Linked DNA regions of Homo sapiens: regions 2 and 3 are each linked to region 1. A link is a contact called in ENCODE Hi-C or POLR2A ChIA-PET data. All regions are on one chromosome and are shown on one strand. Each heading gives the region's core, a stretch centred on a gene start or an enhancer-like site at or near the end of the contact. The rest is flanking DNA. Distances are from core to core; before and after follow the strand shown. Region 1 holds the start of RECQL5 (RecQ like helicase 5). Region 2 overlaps RHBDF2 (rhomboid 5 homolog 2). Region 3 holds the start of QRICH2 (glutamine rich 2).

Region 1 (4,385 bases), core at 539-3,038:
TGCCTGCTATAAATGGAGTAAATCATTTAAACAGGGAAAAATCAACATAAAACACCCATTGATATCTGGGTTAAATAAAATAATCCACTATCTTTTCCCCCAAATTTCAATTCAAAGATTAATAAAAAATGATCCATGTGAAAATACATTTTCAAACAGATCTGATATCCAATCCAGTTTCTTCCACTAATACTAAAACAAAACGGGAGAGCAAGGGATGGAGCTAACCATGAAATGGAACACTGTTGGCACAGTTCCAAAATCTGACAAATGAAATTGTGCTTTCAGTAGCTCTGGATCTGGGAGATTTACCTACCGACTGTCTACTGTTCTCATCTTCTTCTTCTTCATAACCATCTTCATCACCCCCTAGACGAGAAAAGTCATCCTCCCCATAGGCATCAGATACCAATCCGCCTTTCTCCTCTGAAAGGTTAAAAAACAAACAAACAAACAAAAAGCAAGAAAAAAAAAACAAGAGTTACAATGTAAGAAAAAATGTCCAGAGATTTGAGTGGCCAAGACTATCTCTGAAGATACAAAGGGAACCTAAATCTCATGTTAAGTTACAATAGGCCCAGATTCGGCTCTCTGAGAAGGCCAGCATTTACTGAATAAAATCATTAAAAGGTCAGGGAACAAAACCGAGTACTAAATTCTGTTTCTAATGCTATAAACACTAGATAAACACTAAAGTGTTTATAGGAAACCATCAGAGAACTTTCTGACTGGAAGAGACCACACAAAATCACAAAACATGGAAGTACCTAACCTAATCCAATCCCCTTCACTTTCCAGATGAGGAAGCTAAGGTCCTGATATGTTGTTAGGTAACTTGTTCTTTATTCTCCCAAAGGAATCTGTTTCCATTATCTAACATTGTGCTTCTCAACCTGAGGAGGAGAACATCACCGTTAGGCTTTAAAAACTCACAAAATAAGAAAAATCACCTGGGATCCTTAAAAAGTTCACAAATGCCCACATCCTACCCCAGTTCTACCGAATTAGGTTCTCTCACTTTGGGCATCAGATACGTTTGTTTTTAAAAGCTCCAAGATGTGTTTAGGGCACATTCCTAACTAAAAGTTATAAAGTTAACGAACACAATCTTTACCATCTTCCACGTATGTTTTACTTATCGCTCTCCCTCATCAAACAACGAGCCCAGGGGAAACAGGCAGTGGCTGAGCAGCCGCTCCCTCTTCGTCCATCCCTCTGTCTATCACTATAGCCGGCACGGAGTCTTTCAGTAAGTTTAGGCAAATTAATCGAAATAACGGGAAGGAGATTCTTCATTCTTAGTCCACAGTCTCTAATGCTCTATCTCACCCCGGACCCTGGACCATTCTTCGGGGTCCGGTGCTTGGAGCACAATGACCATCTTGTTCCCTCCCGCCCAGCGAGGGTACAGCATTCCGGGCAGACACCCGATTCCCCCTTCCAGCTTCGCACTTGGGCCTTACCAGCCGCGCTGCCCACCGCCTCGATTCCAGCCTCGCCATCAGACTCGGGCTCTGAATCTTCCGCGTAAACTGCGAGAGACGACAGAACATTCTTCTTCCCCGCCATCTTATTCCCACAGCCCGGGCGTGGCTCACTCCTATGACTCAAGACGCCGACTTCCGGGCGGAAAGGCAGGTTCTTTCGGATCCCAGGAGACCCCCGCGCCACACTGGAAACCAATCAAAACGGCAGTTTCCTGCGCCTGGCTCCGCCCTCATGCCAGCGCTCGCGCTACGTCATCACTGCGCGACGGATATAAGATTGCGTGGGTTCTGCCTAAAGCTGAATTCCCAGCGCTTTGGCTTCTCTGAGTTGGGGTTGTGTATAGGGGTCTTCGAACAGTTCCGGAACCAGCCAGCAGCCTTTAATTCTTGGGCGGACCACGGCCGGTTCTGATATCTTAGGGTGAAGAGAGGGAGGTGTCGGCCAGCCAAGAGAGAAAATTGCGGATCTTGGGCTCAGGAAGACGGGAGAAGGGGTTCGGGGTCCCGGGGTGGAAGAACGGTCGTCGTGGTTGCGCTTATAGAAGTAGGAGCAGGTGGTGGATCTTAGGAAAACGGTTCCCCGTTCTCCAAGCTGTTCTGAAGACATTTATGTTTCTTCTCTTGATCTGATTTCTAGCTCTGTGCTATACCGTGGCCTGGAATAGTTCAATGTTTTCATTTTCATTGAGCGTAAAAGTGGAGATGTTAATTACTGAGGAATGTATTGCTTGAGGCAGTTCACCTTCAGCTTTATTACTTAAAAATAATACATTATTTAAGTGTAATATAGCAAATTGTTACAGAAAAATAATCTGTATTTTTAATGCAAAACAGAGGGTTCTCGTGGCAACCTTTTACTACCTTTGCCTTAACCTTTGGCCACTGTTCTTGGCTAAGATGAGCAGCCACCATACCACCTTTCCTTTTGACCCTGAGCGGCGAGTCCGGAGTACGCTGAAGAAGGTCTTTGGGTTTGACTCTTTTAAGACGCCTTTACAGGAGAGTGCGACCATGGCTGTAGTAAAAGGTAACATTACCAAGCTACCTTCCTTTAAATTTATGCTGGCTATACCATAACGCTGCGGCAGAACACCCTCCTCCTCACCCTTCGTACTGCCTCACCTTTGGTCCATAACTGGATTTGGAAATCTTTAGAGTTGTCAAAGCTTGTAGTTTCGTTTATTTGTTTTAATTAGAGATGGGGTCTTGGCATGTTGCTCAGGCTGGTCTCCAAATCCTGGGCTCAGGCAATCCTCCCACCTCGGCCTCCCAAGGTGCTGGGATTACAAGCATGAGCCACCACGCCCGGCCCAAAGCTTGTAGTTTTAGTGGCAGAACCACCCAGCTGGTCTATATTTCATAGCTAGATTTACACATGGTCTTTGAAAACACTTCAGATTCTCATTATTGTTCGTTTGTACACACAAACGAACAGCAACAGTGAGGGTGGTAGGAATAACTTAACTCGGTCACTGGCCTCCTAGGTAATTCCCTTGTTGCAGGTTGAGTGGCCTTGGTCCCAGATAGAGAAGGAAAGAGTAATAATGTTATAAACCTGAGATACGGTGACAAATGGAAGTTGCCAAGAGGCGAGCAGCAATGTAATATTAATGATACATGTCTAAACAAAAGCCCTCTAAGTAATGTCCTCTCATGTCTACACAGATGTACCCACTCATCTAGCAGTACTCTGCTTTCATGGCTGTTTAGTTCAATCATCCATATCACAGCAGACTCAGACTTCTTTTTTTTTTTTTTTTTTTTTGAAACAGAGTCTTGCTCTGTCGCCCACACTGGAGTGCAGTGGCGCGATCTCGGCTCACTGCAACCTCCGCCTCCTGGGTTCAAGCAATTCTCCTGCTTCAGCCTCCTGAGTAGCTGGGATTACAGGCACGTGCCACCATGCCTGGGTAATTTTTGTATTCTTAGTAGAGACAGAGTTTCACCATGTTGGCCAGGCTGGTCTCAAACTCTTGCCCTCGTGATCTGCCTGCCTTAGCCTCCCAAAGTGCTGGGATTACAGGCGTGAGCCACTGCGCTTGACCCAGACTTTTTAAATCTTGTTTTTAACCATTACTAGAAATGGTTTGGGCATGTATCCAAGTTTCCCAGGATCCTTGCCTTTTTCATAGAAAGGACAGGAGGGGAATTAGGATTACATCGAGACCCTCCCATGTGCCAGACACTCTGCTAGGTGCTTTTCCTACATTCTCATTTAATTTTCAACAACTTCAATGAAAAGGCAGGAAGCACTGAGATATTGTTGTCTTGTATTTTTTCAGGTAACAAGGACGTCTTTGTGTGCATGCCCACAGGGGCAGGAAAATCCCTATGCTATCAGCTCCCTGCTCTGTTGGCCAAAGGCATCACCATTGTAGTCTCTCCTCTCATTGCTTTGATTCAGGTGAGGCTTAGGGCAATGAAGATGGTAGCCCAAAAAGATTCGGGGAAGGTTTTTTGAGGCTGGAAATTTCACTTCTCTATTGGTCTTTTGCCTCTTATTTTCTTTTCTTTTTCTTTTTCCTTTTTTTTTTTTTTTTTTGAGACAGAGTCTTACTCTGTCGCCTAGGCTGAAGTGCGGTGGTGCGATCTTGGCTCACTGCAGCCTCCACCTCCCGGCTTCCAGCAATTCTTGTGCCTCAGCCCCCCATATAGCTGGGATTACAGGTGTATGCCACCATACCCGGCTAATTTTTGTATTTTTAGTAGAGATGAGGTTTCACCATGTTGGCCAGGCTGGTCTCAAACTCCTGACCTCAAATGATCCGCCCACCTCGGCCTCCCAAAGTGCTGGGATTACAGGTGTGAGCCACCACACCCGCCCCTGCCTCTTATTTTCTATGATTTGCCTATCTCATTCGCTATATTGGGTTTCTGTATTTCCCCAATGTAGTGTTC
Region 2 (4,385 bases), core at 1,195-3,694, 810 kb before region 1:
CACACGCGGTGTATGCAAGGGTGTTAGTTGCAACATCAGACCCATGTCTCAAATTCCGGAAACATCCTAAATAACCAGCAGTCTGGACTTAAGTAAATCTTGGTGCATTCCACTTATGAAATCTTTGCATTCATCAAAAAAGACAAGAGGCCTAGGGCCGGGTGTGGTGGCTGAAACCTGTAATCCCAGCACTTTGGGAGGCCGAGGCAGGTGGATCACCTGAGGTCAGGAGTTCGAGACCAGCCTGACCAACATGGAGAAACCCCATCTCTACTAAAAATACAAAATTAGCTGGGCGTGGTGGCGCATGCCCGTAATCCGAGCTTCTTGGGAGGCTGAGGCAGGAGAATCACTTGAACCTGGGAGGTGGAGGTTGCGGTGAGCCGAGATCGCGCCACTGCACTCCAATCTGGGTGACAGAATGAGACCCCATCACAAAAAAAAAGAAAAAAGAAAAAAAGTAGGTCTGTCCGTATGTGTTGACAGGGAAAGATGTCTACAATGCAGGTAAAATGATAGAGTGTGGGCTGGGCTTGGTGGCTCACGCCCATAACCCCGGCTACTTGGGAGGCTGAGGCAAGAGAATTGCTTGAACCTGGGAGGTGGAGGGTGCAATGAGATTGGCTCACAGCAATCTCTTCCTCTCGGGTTCAAGTGATTCTCCTGCCTCAGCCTCCCGAGTAGCTGGAACTACAGGAATGAGGCACTATGCCTGGCTAATTTTTGTATTTTAGTAGAGATGGTGTTTCACTGTGTTGGCCAGGCTAGTCTCGAACTCCTGACCTTAAGTGATCCATCCACCTTGGTCTCCCAAAGTGTTGGGATTGTACGTGTAAGCCACCACACACAGCTGTGTGATTTTTTTTTTTTTTCAATGAGCATATGCCACTTTTATTGTTAAACAGTGTTCTCACTATGGGGGAGAAAAGTGCCAGACAGGTGGCAGTTTCAGTTATCTTTTTTTTTTGAGACATTTTCTCACTCTGTCGCCCAGGCTGGAGTGCAGTGGCATGATCTTGGCTCACTGCAACCTCTGCCTCCTGGGTTCAAGCAATTCTCGTGCCTCAGCCTCCCAAGTAGCTGGGATTATAGGCATGCGCCACCACACCTGGCTAATTTTGTATTTTTAGTAGAGACAGGGTTTTACCATGTTGGCCAGGCTGGTCTCAAACTCCTGACCTCAGGTGATCCACCTACCTCGGCCTCCCAAAGTGCTGGGATTACAGGCATGAGCCACGCACCCAGCCAGTTTTAGTTATCTTTGAAAAATGAACTGGGGCTGGGCACAGTGAGCTTGCACCTGTAATCCCAGCACTTGGGAGGCCAAGGCAGGCAGATGGCTTAAGCCCAGGAGTTCCAGACCAGCCTGGCTAACATGGAGAGACCCCCACCTCTACAGAAAAAAGACAAGAAAAATAAACTGGGTGGCCTTGGGGGACAGGGACCAGCACAGTAGGTTTCTCATCTCTCGGCCCACCTCGGCCTCCCCAAGTGCTGGTATTACAGGTGTGAGCCACCGTCCCTGGCCTGCATCTTCATGCTCTTTTCAGGGTTTGGTTCTTGCCTCAAGCGGAGAGATCAGAAATTGAATGAGGTAGTAAGTTGAGGACCTCCCAGACCCATATGGTCCGGGATGCAAATGATGGTCAGAAATAGACCTCACTCCAACCACTGGGCCTGAGGTTCAGCCTGGTTCAGGCTGGGTTTAGTCCCCAGGGATGGTTTGTTTTTGGTTTTGTGTGTGTGTGTGTGTGTGTGTGTGTGTGTGTGTGTGTGTGTGTGTGTGTTTTCAGACAGAGTCTTGCTCTGTCGCCAGGCTGGAGTGCAGTGGCGCGATCTCGGCTTACTATAACCGCTGCCTCCTGGGTTCAAGCCATCCTGCCTCAGCCTCCCGAGTAGCTGGGATTACAGGCACGTGCCACCACGCCTAGCTAATTTTTTGTATTTTTAGTAGAGACGGGGTTTCACCATGTTGGCCAGGATGGTCTCGATCTCCTGACCTCGTGATCCCCCCACCTCGGCCTCCCAAAGTGCTGGGATTACAGGCGTGAGCCACCGCGCCCAGCCGCCCAGAGATGTTTGAACCAACTTTAGGCAAGTTGGTTCTTGGTCTGGGCTGCGTGCCCTGGCGTCAGGGTCCTGACACTGCGCCACCCCGCACCGCCCACCGCTGCTCTCCCGGTCTCCATTCCAGCCCTCCCGCCTCCTGCCCACAATGGCCTCTGCTGACAAGAATGGCGGGAGCGTGTCCTCTGTGTCCAGCAGCCGCCTGCAGAGCCGGAAGCCACCCAACCTCTCCATCACCATCCCGCCACCCGAGAAAGAGACCCAGGCCCCTGGCGAGCAGGACAGCATGCTGCCTGAGGTAAGGGGGCTGGCCTGGGGGCTCACTGTTCTGCCGTAGGTAACAGATGTACCCACGTGACACTTTCTGGTCAGTTTCACTTCCCAGAGGGGCTCCTTCCTGAGCCACAGCTGCTGTCTGTGCAGCCCTTGACTCGGGCCCTACCCCCTCCTTCCTGGGCCCGAAATATCACAGGGAGTAAAGCCAGGAACCGGGCTCACTCTCATCGTGGTCAGGGGCACACAGGAAGGGCCAGCCCCAAGAAAGTGCTTGCTGGTAACCCTGGGGCCCTGGCTGTTCTCATTTCACCCCCTAGGCCTGGACTCTCAGTCTCTCTTCTGAGGGCTGGGGGCTTTCTTTGACATGGGTGAGCAGGGGACAGTGTCTCCCTGGCATCAGCAGCCCGCCTAGGCAGTGTCCGCTTCCTTTGGGAGGACGAGAACAGATCAGTGTTTCTGACAGTCTGGTCTAGTGCCCCATAAAGAGCTCATTGAAAACCGGCTTGTGGCAGCGTGGGCTTCCTGCACAGTCTGGAGTATAAAGGGAAGCGATGTTAACGCCCCCCGTTCACCCGAGAGCTCTGCAGAAGACACAGCAGCAGGCAGGAGCGTCATGGTGCAGAGGGGAGGGACTGGATGAGGAGTTAGGAAAACACACGCTGGCCTTGACGGAGAAAAGTTAGACAATGGCGATTTTAAATTCAGAATGAGGCTGGGCGAGGTCGCCTCATGCCTGTAATCTCATCACTTTGGGAGGCTGAGGCAGCCAGATCACTTGAGCCCAGGAGTTCGAGACCAGACTAGACAACATAGCAAGACTCTGTCTCTGCAAAAAAAATTAAAAAAGAGCTGGGTGTGGTGGCACATGCCTGTAATCCCAGCTACTTAGGACACTGAGGTAGAAGGCTTGCTTGAGCCTGGGAGGTCGAGGCTCCAGTGAGCTATGATGGTGCCACTGCCCTCCAACCTGGGCAACAGAGCAAGACTCTGTCCCAAAAAATATATATATAGGCCGGGCATGGTAGCTCATGCCTGTAATCCCAGCACTTTGGGAGGCCGAGGCGGCCAGATCACTTGAGGTCAGGCAGGAGTTCGAGACCAGCCTGGCCAACATGGTGAAACCCCGTCTCTACTAAAAATACAAAAATTAGCCGGGTGTGGTGGCACATGCCTATAGTCCCAGCTACTCAGGAGGCTGAGGCAGAAGAATCGCTTGAACCTGGGAGGCGGAGGTGTCAGTGAGTCGAGACCACACCACTGCACTCCAGCCTGGACAATACAGTGAGATTCCATCTCCAAAAAAAAAAAAAAAAAAAAAAAAAAAATATATATATATATATATATACATATACAAACACACACACACACACACACACACACACACACACATTATATATATATATTTCCAAATGAAAGCAAATTGGGGCATAAATCAGGGTTGAAGTTTGTTCTCAGGGTTTTCAGAATAGGAGGCTAAAGAAAAGCCAGCCCAGGACCTGGGCTGCACACACCACCGCCTGCCCTCCCTCCTTCCTCCCCAAGAGGAAGAACCCAGCCTACTTGAAGAGCGTCAGCCTCCAGGAGCCACGCAGCCGATGGCAGGAGAGTTCAGAGAAGCGCCCTGGCTTCCGCCGCCAGGCCTCACTGTCCCAGAGCATCCGCAAGTGAGCCCCCCTACACCCAAGCCCAGCACCCCCCACCCAGCAACCTGTGGATTCTCGGGGCCTGGACATGATTGGGCCTGGTCCCTGCGTCCCCTCTCTGGAAGGAGGAGGCCGGCATTAATGAGCAATGTCTCCCTGTGGCCTATTATCATGGTATAGATGGGGAAATGGGTATGTGCTTTGCGGAATATCACGGTGTGGAGGCTGGGGGGCTTCGAGGAGCTGGGTGGATCAGTGTGGGGGTGCCTGGGGCCCTAGCCTGGCTCCTCACGCTCCCGTCATCCCCTGCTTCTGCTCATCTGGTCACTGGGCTCCAGCCAGGGGCCTCACAGGCAGATCCGCCCCCCACCTCCCTGTAGGCACGCGGGCACACACGTG
Region 3 (4,385 bases), core at 1,073-3,572, 640 kb before region 1:
CTACCTTGGGAGGCTGAGGTGGGAGGATTGCCTGAGCCAAGGAGGTTGAAGCTGCAGTGAACTATGATTGTACCACTGCCATCCATCCTGGGTGACAGAGCAACACCCTGTCTCAAAAAAAAAAAACAGGCCAGGGATCGTGTCTTATGCCTGTAATCCCTGCACTTTGGGAGGCCGAGGCAGGTAGATCACCTGAGGTCAGGAGTTTGAGACCAGCCTGGCCAACATGGCAAAACCCCGTCTCTACTAAAAATACAAAAATTAGCCTAGCTAAGTTAAAAGCATAAAAAGACTACAAAGAGGCCAGGCATCATGGCTCACGCCTGTAATCCCAGCACTTTGGGAGGCCGAGGTGGGCAGATCACTTGAGGTCAGGAGTTTGAGACCAGCCTGGCCAATATGGTGAAACCCTGTCCCTACTAAAAATACAAAAATTAGCCGGGTGTTGGGGGAGGGGGTGCACGCCTGTAATCCCAGCTACTCGGGAGGCTGAGGCAGGAGAATTAATTGGTTGAACCCAAGAGGCAGAGATTGCAGTGAGCTGAGATTGTGCCACTGCACTCCAGCCCAAGTGACAGAGCAAGATTCCATCTCAAAAAAAAAAAAAGACTGCAAAGAACTAGTTATTTTGATAACCCCTTAAAGGCCTACTGTGTCCCAAGTTATTGGAATATAATGATGATCGAAAATCCTTCAATTAAATAAACAGTACCTCTCAGGCTGAAGTGAAAAATCTGAACTTGAACAGTAGTTAAAATAGTACAGTTATTCCTTACAATCCATGGGTGATTGGTTCCAGGACTCAACCTCCTGCCCATGGATGTGCAAGTCCCTGATAGAAAATGGTGTAGTATCTGCATATAAGCTATGCACATCCTGGATGACTTGTAATACCTACTGCAATATCCTGTGTAGATGGTGGTCATGCTGTATTATTTAGAGAATCATGACAGGAATCTGTACGTGTTCAGTCGTGGTTGGTTAAATCTGCAGATGCAGAGCTCACGGAGGAGGCTGGCCATGCATGGCACACATTCATAGGTTCTCTTTAAGTAGCCTTGCTGTGCTTCTGTTAGGAAGTTTTATTTATACGTTTTTGGGAAGAATCTTGTATGGGGAAGTCATGTCTCAATTGTTAACACCAGATTTGTCTCGTGCTGTTTAATCCTGCTTTGTAATGAGCTCAAGCACAGGCGCTTGACCAGGTGAGTGGTTTCTTTTCTTTTCTTTTTTTTTTTTTTTGAGACAGAGTCTTGCACTGTCGCCCAGGCTGGGGTGCAGTGGTGCGATCTTGGCTCACTGCAACCTCTGCCTCCCGGGTTGACGCGATTCTCCTGCCTCAGCCTCCCGAGTAGCTGGGATTACAGATGCGCGGTACCATGCCCGGCTAATTTTTTGTATTTTTAGCAGAGGGGTTTCACTATGTTGGCTAGGCTGGCCTTGAACCCCTTACCTCAGGTGATCCACCCGCCTCGGCCTCCCAAAGTGCTGGGATTACAGGTGTGAGCCACCAAGCCTGGCCGTTTTTTTGAGATCAATTAATTTATGGCAGGCTGGGCGCGGTGGCTTACACCTGTAATCCCAGCACTTTGGGAGGCCGAGGTGGGTCGATCACTTGAGGTCGGGAGTTCAAGACCAGCCTGGCCAACATAGTGAAACCCCGTCTCTGCTAAAAATACAAAAAATTAGCCGGGCATGGTACCACGCATCTGTAATCCCAGCTACTCGGGAGGCTGAGGCAGGAGAATCATGTCAACCCGGGAGGCAGAGGTTGCAGTGAGCCGAGATCGTGCCATTGCACTACAGCCTGGGCGACAGAGCAAGACTCCCTCTCAAAAGTAAAAAAAAAATTATGGCAGCACAGAAAAGGGACAATTAGCCACCAGTTAGTCATCTAGTGGCTAATTGGAACTGCCTGAATAGTGAGTGGGTTGTCTTTTCCAAGTTGCTTCACCTTTGATTGAACAAAATATGTGGACTGTCTGAGGGGACCAGGGCCCCAGGACTGCATCCCTTAGACATGGGGCCATAGACATGGGGCCACCACTCTGGAATGGACGCAGCTGATGACACAAAGCATGGTTGCCAGGAAACCCTCAAGTCTTTCCTTATGTGGCCCCGCCAAGAGTGAGTGAATCCTGGCCTTTCTAGGTTAAGGGGATGGATGGAGTCTAGCTGGATCTTAGGAGGCCTCCTCAGCCCGTTGCCAAGGCTCCCCTTGTGATCCTTGTGGTGGCCTTTACTTCCCCCCGCCCCCGTGGCTCGCAGGGAGGCGTGTTGTTACGTGGAATCTTCAGGGCACGCGGGGGCCCCCACGTTTCAAACGTCCGCCGGCGCGGGGACTGGGAGTCCAGGGCTCCAGCTCGGGGACCCGAGGCCAGCGACAGACAGCGGAGGGGTGGCCATCGCGGACCCCGCCGGGGAGCGGAGGCGCAGATTCCCTGGAGGCAGGAGCTCTGTCCAGTGACTCGGCCGGACCCGGGGCAGGGGCGCCCCGAGGACCTCGCAGGGCCCCCGAAAGGCCCCAAGGCGCGGCGTGCAGTGAGCGGGAAGTGGTTGGCCGGCGCCCCGCGGCGGCGCACAGCTCCTGACAGCCACGATGCCGCCCGCGACCACGGTCTCCCTCCGGGAGCTGGCGGACCTCTCCATCGGCACGCCAGAGGTGGGCGCCGTCAACTTCACGGCCCTGCACACGCTCATCGTGGCCATGCTCAAGAACCTCGACCTCCAAAATACCCGGATCGACTTCCAGCCCTCGTCGCCCGAGCCCAGCCGCTCGCTGCAGTCCGTCCGGAGCTCGTTCAGCATCCCGCACCTGCCCGCGCCCAAGGAGGTGCCCAAGGGGGCGCCCCGGGAGAAGCGCAGGGGCGTGGGCCAGGCGCCTTCGTCAGCGCTGGAGAGCCAAGTGAAGGACCTGGGCGGCCAGGTGGAGGACCTGAGCAAGCAGCTCAAGCGTGTGGACGGCCAGGTGCAGGGCATCGCCACGCACGTGCAGCACTTCTCCCAGGCCAGCGGGCTTGACCTGGCCGCGCTAGAGTGGCCGGAGGAGCAGGAGGTGGGCGTGCGGGCGTTCGATAGGGTGCGGACTGGGAGTATCATGAAGGACGCCGCCGAGGAGCTCAGCTTTGCCAGGGTGAGCACGCACACGGAGGCACGCGCAGGCCGTCTGCCTCCTCCAGGCCGCCCTCCAGGCCTAGCCGAGTCCCCACCACCCTGGAGGGGTGAGCGGTGGTGGGGACGGAGGGGATGGGGACCGAGGAGGTGCCAGACCTCAGTGCGACTGGCTAAATAGAGTGGCCCATGCTCTACCTTGCAGTCCACGGGGCTGCAAGACGTGAAAATCCTAAAAGAACGCCACCAAAAGGCCTAGGGCCTCCCCGAGCTGGAGGGGCCTGGGGACCCCACCTCCTAAGTGTAGTGGCCCCATCCCACCCCCTCCTTCCTAGCCCCTGTTTACGGGAGAGGTTCGCCCACCACTTATCAGACATCCAAGGACCCAGAGCTGGCTCAGAGTGGGGCCGGCAACTTCTCAGAAGATTCTTAGAGTGAATTCCCTTTTTAAAATGAATAAGGACATGAAGAGATACGTGTTGAGGACAAAGGCTCCCAGAGAAGGGGAGTCAGGATGGAGAGTTGGACCTCAGCTTCCTATGGCCATGACACAAGCCACAGCAGGCAGGGGACCGTTTCACTTGGACTTTTTTTTTTTTTGAGAAGGAGTCTCACTCTATCACCCAGGCTGAAATGCAGTGGTGCAGTCTCGGCTCACTGCAACTTCCGCCTCCCAGACTCAAGCGATTCTCCTGCCTCAGCCTCCCGAGTAGCTGGGATTATAGGCGCGCGCCACCCCGCCTGGCTAATATTTGTGTTTTTAGTAGAGAAGGAGTTTCACCATGTTGGCGGGGCTGGTCTCAAACTCCTGACCTCAAGTGATCTGCCCGCCTCGGCCTCCCAAAGTGCTGGGCATTACAGGCGTGAGCCACTGAGCCCTGCCTTCAACTGGACTTTTGTTTTCTTGGAGGGACAAATGCATGTAATCATTGAGTATAAGTATTGTCCAGTGAACAGCAGGAAGCAACGCAGGTCAGCGCCAGGAGGTAATAGACACGTGCATGTCTCAGAGCCACCTTAGGTTGGTTCTGAAAGAAAAAGCAGAAGCAACTAGGAAGGCAGCTGGGTGGGGAGGCCAAGAGGAGAGACAGGAGGGGAAAAAGAGGCCGGGAAGAGGCAGGAAGAAGAGGCCAAGCCCCAGCAGGGGAGCCCTGGCCGCTCATGCCCTCCTGCCATATCACCCCAGGTCTCGAGACCGCAGCACCAACTCACTTTTGCTCTGGGAAGCATGTCTGCTTTCCTTTTCAAACTTTAAAGTGTGGTGGGGGTTTTTT

The links. Hi-C counts contacts between places; a loop is a spot of excess contacts on that map. ChIA-PET counts read pairs that join two places held with the same protein, here RNA polymerase II (POLR2A). Pooled maps may share reads with other maps.
Region 2: a loop to region 1 is called in a map with no recorded cell type, with 10 times the contacts of the local background. The contact joins the enhancer-like site here to the promoter of RECQL5 in region 1. A Hi-C loop is called at or near these places in 2 of 37 single-sample maps with no recorded cell type and 3 of 50 pooled maps. POLR2A ChIA-PET finds 5 or more read pairs at or near these places in 2 of 52 experiments (GM12878 and OCI-LY7).
Region 3: POLR2A ChIA-PET joins it to region 1 with 12 read pairs in T-cell. The contact joins the promoter of QRICH2 here to the promoter of RECQL5 in region 1. POLR2A ChIA-PET finds 5 or more read pairs at or near these places in 2 of 52 experiments (T-cell and activated B cell).

What each region holds. Positions count from the first base shown.
Region 1 is chr17:75,664,557-75,668,941 of GRCh38, reverse strand. It overlaps RECQL5 (RecQ like helicase 5), which reads left to right and starts at 1,788. Exons shown (of 20, transcript NM_004259.7): 1 at 1,788-1,898; 2 at 2,371-2,514; 3 at 3,770-3,891. The coding sequence starts at 2,385. It overlaps SAP30BP (SAP30 binding protein), which reads right to left and starts at 1,604. Exons shown (of 11, transcript NM_013260.8): 1 at 1,464-1,604; 2 at 317-426. The coding sequence starts at 1,569. RefSeq lists enhancers at 1,363-1,612, 1,783-1,882, 1,464-2,663.
Region 2 is chr17:76,479,355-76,483,739 of GRCh38, reverse strand. It overlaps RHBDF2 (rhomboid 5 homolog 2), which reads left to right. Exons shown (of 19, transcript NM_001005498.4): 3 at 2,195-2,365; 4 at 3,886-4,007. The coding sequence starts at 2,216. Among named protein-coding and RNA genes, the nearest start is that of AANAT, 14 kb to the right of the region's middle. RefSeq lists silencers at 1-193, 1,868-1,917, 1,978-2,077, 2,898-2,967. Within about 2 kb of position 2,444, at least 14 of the 41 ENCODE cell types and tissues checked have a DNase peak (open chromatin) inside an H3K27ac peak, as active enhancers do; they include GM12878 and OCI-LY7, where a contact is called at or near this core.
Region 3 is chr17:76,306,213-76,310,597 of GRCh38, reverse strand. QRICH2 (glutamine rich 2) reads left to right here and starts at 2,322. Exons shown (of 19, transcript NM_001388453.1): 1 at 2,322-3,133. The coding sequence starts at 2,600. PRPSAP1 (phosphoribosyl pyrophosphate synthetase associated protein 1) reads left to right here. Exons shown (of 10, transcript NM_002766.3): 10 at 1-1,120.